2 separate regions of the Homo sapiens genome follow, and region 1 is linked to region 2. The links are chromatin contacts, found by Hi-C in ENCODE. All regions are on one chromosome and are shown on one strand. Each heading gives the region's core, a stretch centred on a gene start or an enhancer-like site at or near the end of the contact. The rest is flanking DNA. Distances are from core to core; before and after follow the strand shown. Region 1 holds the start of DIS3L2 (DIS3 like 3'-5' exoribonuclease 2). Region 2 holds the start of PSMD1 (proteasome 26S subunit, non-ATPase 1).

What was found. A loop is a pair of places that touch in the nucleus more often than their neighbours do. Pooled maps may share reads with other maps.
Region 1: a loop to region 2 is called in a map of CD8-positive, alpha-beta T cell, with 4 times the contacts of the local background. The contact joins the promoter of DIS3L2 here to the promoter of PSMD1 in region 2. A Hi-C loop is called at or near these places in 2 of 168 maps with a recorded cell type or tissue (CD8-positive, alpha-beta T cell and naive thymus-derived CD4-positive, alpha-beta T cell) and 10 of 50 pooled maps.

What each region holds. Positions count from the first base shown.
Region 1 is chr2:231,960,320-231,963,019 of GRCh38, forward strand. It overlaps DIS3L2 (DIS3 like 3'-5' exoribonuclease 2), which reads left to right and starts at 1,394. Exons shown (of 21, transcript NM_152383.5): 1 at 1,394-1,446. RefSeq lists an enhancer at 1,272-1,361 and a silencer at 1,492-1,651.
Region 2 is chr2:231,055,550-231,058,249 of GRCh38, forward strand. PSMD1 (proteasome 26S subunit, non-ATPase 1) reads left to right here and starts at 1,318. Exons shown (of 25, transcript NM_002807.4): 1 at 1,318-1,492. The coding sequence starts at 1,477. It overlaps LOC112268432 (a long non-coding RNA gene), which reads right to left and starts at 2,197. Exons shown (of 2, transcript XR_002959456.2): 1 at 1,788-2,197. RefSeq lists a silencer at 1,219-1,408.

The sequences.
Region 1 (2,700 bases), core at 144-2,643, 900 kb after region 2:
CAGGAGAACTGCTTGAACCCAGGAGGCGGAGGTTGCAGTGAGCCGAGATCGCACCATTGCACTCCAGCCTGGGCGACAGAGCGATAGTCCGTCTCAAAAAAAAAAAAAAAAAAAAAAAGAGAAATATAGGCACAATTTAATGCATCTCTTTTCCTTTTTCAATATGGAGCATACGGTGGTTCAAGCATCTGTCCACATTGTATTCCCGAAGTTTGATCCCTACCCTGCCCTGCCCTCCCGTCTTTCCTTCCCTCTCTCTTTTTTTTTTTCTGGAGTGCAATGGTGCGATCTCGGCTCACTGCAACCTCCGCCTCCGGGGTTAAAGCGATTCACCAGCCTCAGCCTCCTGAGTAGCTGGGATTACAGGCATGTGCCACCACGTCTGGCTAATTTATTATTTTTAATAGGGACGGGGTTTCTCCATGTTGATCAGGCTGGTCTCGAACTCCCGACCTCAGGTGATCCGCCCGCCTCGGCCTCCCAAAGGGAAGTTTGATTTTTCTATGGTCACCAATGGACACTTGATCTCCATAGCTTGAGAATGGCGGCCATCCCCTCACTGGCATTCTTTCCTCTTGTGCTCTCCCGAACGTTCTGGCTGCTCTTTGGATTTCCTTTTCCTTTGCTCACATCTACAATATTGGTGTTTCCTAGGTCCCGTACTTAACGATTGTTTCCTCTCAACACGCTTCCCTGGGCGGGCTGAACTGTCGGGGGCTTTCTCGGCTGCGCTTCCTCTCTCACCTGAAACCCTCTTCCCAACCCTTTATACTAGGTCGACGTCTCCAACATCAGCTGCTCCCCACCCGTGTCTGGGTGGGCCCCTTGGGCAGGCTCCCCTAGTCTCCTTTCCTTCGATCATCCCCACGTGCAGGACGTCATCTGCTTGCTCTGCCATCAGCCTCACATCCTGAGGGCAGGGACCATGCGGGGGTTGTCCATCTCTGTATCCCCAGTGCCAGCACTGCACCTCGCCCCAAGCAGTTGTCCAATAAATGAGCAGTGAGTAAATGAAAGAATGAGCAAAGCCTTGTAACAGGAAAGGGGCCGGCGGCGTCTGCCGTGCAAGACCTGGCCCAGTGGAGCAGAGCCTGGAGGTTCAGGAGCCGGGTCTGGAAGGCTCCTTCCGGTGGAAGAGGGGCCCGGAGCCAGCCGGCGCCTGGCACAAGGCGTCTCAGAGGCCGCCCACTGGGAGCCAACCGTTGCAGCCAGTTGTCCCCGCGAGCGAGGCCGGAGAAGGCGCGGCGGCCCCTGGCCTGGCCATTTCGCCCTTGTCGCAGCTGAACCGCCGACTACGAGCTCCTGCACCGCGCACACACCCCGCGCGCTTCGCTCTCGGCCTCGCCCGGCCACCGTCGCTCTCTAGAACGCCGCGCCCGTGACCCGGAAGAGCATTCTCCTTAGCAACTGCGGGACTGCGGCGGCGCCGGCCTCCGGGGAGAAACGGTGAGGCCCTCACTCGCCTGCCCCCTGCACCGCCTAGTGCTGCACGACCCCCTCGGGACCGACCCGGGGTCTGGCCTCTGGGGGGCTCCGCGGCGCTTCGCCCGGCACCTGTGGTGGCGGCCCGGGACGAGCGTCTTCCGCCTCTGGCGTTGCTCCCCGGCCCACGCGTCTTCCCTGTCCCGCATCTCCCTCAATGTCCCCAGCTCCCCACTCTCCGCTCCTGACCGACCCGGCCTCCCAGGCCGCGCTTATAGCGCCGGGGCCCTTGTAGCCTAGGATGGCGTGAGGGGAGCGAGACCAGAATTAGAGCCTGTTGCTGTAGAGAGGACGCCTCCCGAGGCTCGGGTCACCTGTGGACGCGTTCTCTAGGGTCTTGATCGAGATGTTCAGGACTGGCAGGGATGGGGAGCCTCGGGAATCTTGAAGGGCAGCCGCTTAATTATAACATGTCCTTGACGTTTGCGCTTTCCACAGTGATACACTTTATCTCCTTTATTGATCATAGAGAGTTTTTTTTTTTAATAAACTTTTAGATATGGGGGATACGCATGCAGGTTAGTCACATGGGTATATTGCACCCAGGTATTGAGCATAGAACCCAGTAGGTAGTTTTTCAACCCACATCCCCCATCTCTCCCCTCCTTCCAGTAGTCTACAGTGTCTACCGTTACCTTTTTTTTTTTTTTTTGAGACGGAGTCTCATTCTGTCGCCCAGGCTGGAGTGCAGTGGCGCGATTCGGCTCACTGCAAGCTCCGCCTCCTGGGTTCATGCCATTCTTCTGCCTCAGCCTCCCGAGTAGCTGGGACTACAGGCGCCCGCCACCCCGCCCGGCTAATTTTTTTGTATTTTTAGTAGAGACGGGGTTTCACCATGTTAGTCAGGATGGTCTCGATCTCTTGACCTCGTGATCCGCCCGCCTTGGCCTCCCAAAGTGCTAGGATTACAGGCGTGAGCCACCGCACCCGGCCGACTGTTCCCATGTTTATGTCCATGTGCGCTCAATGTTTCTACTCCCACTTGTAAGTGTGCTCAATGTTTAGCTCCCACTTATAAGTGAGAACGTGTGGTGTTTAGTTTTCTGTTCTTGTGCTAATTCGTTTAGGATTATGGCCTCCAGCTCCATCTGTGCTGCTGTAAAGGACATGATATCTTCCTTTTTTGTGGCTGCATAGTATTCCATCCTGTACATCCACATTTTTTTTTTCCAGTCCACCATTGATGGTCACCTAGGTTGATTCCGTGTGTTTGCTATT
Region 2 (2,700 bases), core at 68-2,567:
CCGGGTGTGGTGGCATACACCTGTAGTCCCAGCTACTTGGGAGACTGAGCAGGAGAATCGCTTGAACCCAGGAGGCGGAGGTTGCAGTGAGCCGAGATCGCGCCATTGCCCTACAGCCTGGGTGGCAGAGGGACACTCCATCTCAAAAAAAAAAAAAAAGAAGTACCTCTGTAGAATGACACCCCAAGTAATCTGTTTACTTTGCATGCACATCTTCTCGAGCCCTGCCTTTCAATCTGAGCCACAGGCTCTTCAAAAATGTTCAATAATTATATTTAATATATTTTAAACAACCACAGTTTAAGAATTCTAATTTAAACAAAAAAAGTCACAGATACAACAAAATGTGTTATCAAGCACATTTAATTCACTGGCAACCACAAGACATTGATTGTGCCCCTAGGTTACGTAGAAGGCCGTAGAAATGAACTCGCCATCGCTGTGCGATTGAAGAGTTTAGCTTGATAGTGCAAGGCCGGTGGCTGAAAAAAATGCTACCGTTTGCCCTATTCCTTGTCAAGACTTTCTCAGTACTGACTCTTGAAATAAATTGACTTCTTGAAGCTAGCATAAGACTGCAAATGGCCATTGCAACTGCCATTTCAAATTTCTGAAGATGTATTAGAAACGAAGAACCCACTGCCGTCGGGGGAAAGAGGACCTGGGCAGATAGAAGGAAAGAATGGAAGACATTTTTTCTCCCTTGGAAAGGCTTTCGCCATATAACTACTGCACATTTTAATATATTGACAACACTGGACATTTTTCCAAAAGTAAGTAAAAACCTTCATTGTTCAACTTTATAATAAGCCAATGATTACTTGTGGATTCATTATGATAATAAAGCACTTCTATGGGGATTTTCTTTTTTTTATGATAGGTTTTGCTTTAGAAAACAATTGAAAGCCACTTTTCTGGGAAAAAAAACAAAAAACAAAAAAAAACGCTGTTTGCGGCAGCCCCAATTCCCTAAGCATTATCTGGTGGGAGATGTGTTGCAGCGAGACCTCCCACCAGTAGGTGGCACTGCGCGCAATGCTCGCACCTCCCCTCAACACCCTTTCTCTCAGCAATGGCGGGTGATGGTGGGGGTCCTCTCTTTGCAGGGCTGGCCATTCTAATGCCTGACCTCAGGTGCAGACCAGTGTTCCGTTGCGCGGGACTCCTGACCTCGAGGAGGTTTAGAGAAAACAATGGTGTTCTCTGTGTACCCTTCCGCGAGGGCTGGGGAGTATACCGCCGCGCAGAAGACGCAGGCCAGGGGAGAATTCGCGCCGGGCGGCAGGCGGGGTGGCGGGCAGCCCCTGGGCGGGCGGGGTCCTGGCGAGAAGCGAGCCGGCGGCCTGAGGAGGCGACTGACTGAGCAGCGCACCCGGGGAGCAAGGAGGCGCGGTGAACTGAGCGGCCCCTGAGCTGACAGATACACTGCGCAGCTGGAACGGCGAGCGAGCCGACGGGCGAGTGAGGGGCGCAGCCATGATCACCTCGGCCGGTGAGTGCGGCCCGTAGCCAGCGCCTGGAGGGAGGAGCCGCCGCCGCGCCGGCTTTTAGCTGAGTCAGGGCCGGTGACTGGGCGCCTCCCGGCGGAACGCCGGCCTGGGCAGCTTCTTGCTGCCCAGGGCCCACCCCCGGGCCGGGGGGCTGGGAGTCTGATCAGGTCACTGCGTGCTTCTCTGGCTTGAGGGAATCGAGCCGGGTCGACCGCCTCGGCATCCCTCCCCAATCACACCCCAGCGCCAGGACCCGAGGGGCTTCCTGGGCCTTCCCCTGACCCCAGAAGGGCTTACCTTTTTTCTGTGCCTCCCATTCTTGGCCGTGTGAGGTCGTCCAGCCCCAGTTCTTGCCCGCAGGGGGCCGGGGTGGGATGGGCCCCTGTGCCATTGAACAGTAAGGCAAACCCCCCTGATCGGGCAGCCTAACTGCTACAGAAGTGTTTCTGGACGTGGCCGAGCTCCATTCGCCTTAGAATGAAACCCGAAATTAGGTTTGAGGTGGGTCATTTCTGGGTCCGATCCAAGGGTGTTCATTCAAAACACCCAGAGAACTTTTGGGTTCGGCGAAGACCCTAAAGACGCCCTGGAGATACCTTTATACTGAGAGCCTACTTATACCCTTTCGAGGTTATGTGCTCAGTCTGTTGACTGTACATTCAAGAAAGAATGGATGGATCTGCGGAGCAGGTTTCATACGCGCAAACCATTGCATAGGTAGATTCACGTAGTGACATTTGCAATGGAGTAAGTTACAGAGATCAAGTTTCAATTGGAGACTTAAGCTCCCCGTTACAGATTGACTTGCATATAGCTGTCCAGAGCCTTGGTGCTTTTTTCCGTTGCCTATTTACATACCCTTTTCTCATTTTCTTACTCTGTGTTTGACCCACAAAGAAAGCATTTTATTGTAAACAAACTGGTGAGCAGAAGACAGTAATCTGAATGGTAAGGCGATCAAAACTTTATTTTTATGAGGATTGGTTAAGGAGATCGTTGGAGATACTGGGAGACGTAGTTACTTTCAAACATTTGAAGAGCTGTCACTTGTACCTGAAATAAGACTTTTTGTCCCCAAGAGATACAAGTGATCGCGAGATGAATTTTAGTTCAGTATCAGGAAGTTTTTCCAGTCAGAGCTTTGTAAAGATCAAATAAACACTCAGTTTCTTGCCACCTATAGGCCTCATTCTATTTCAAATCCATCCAT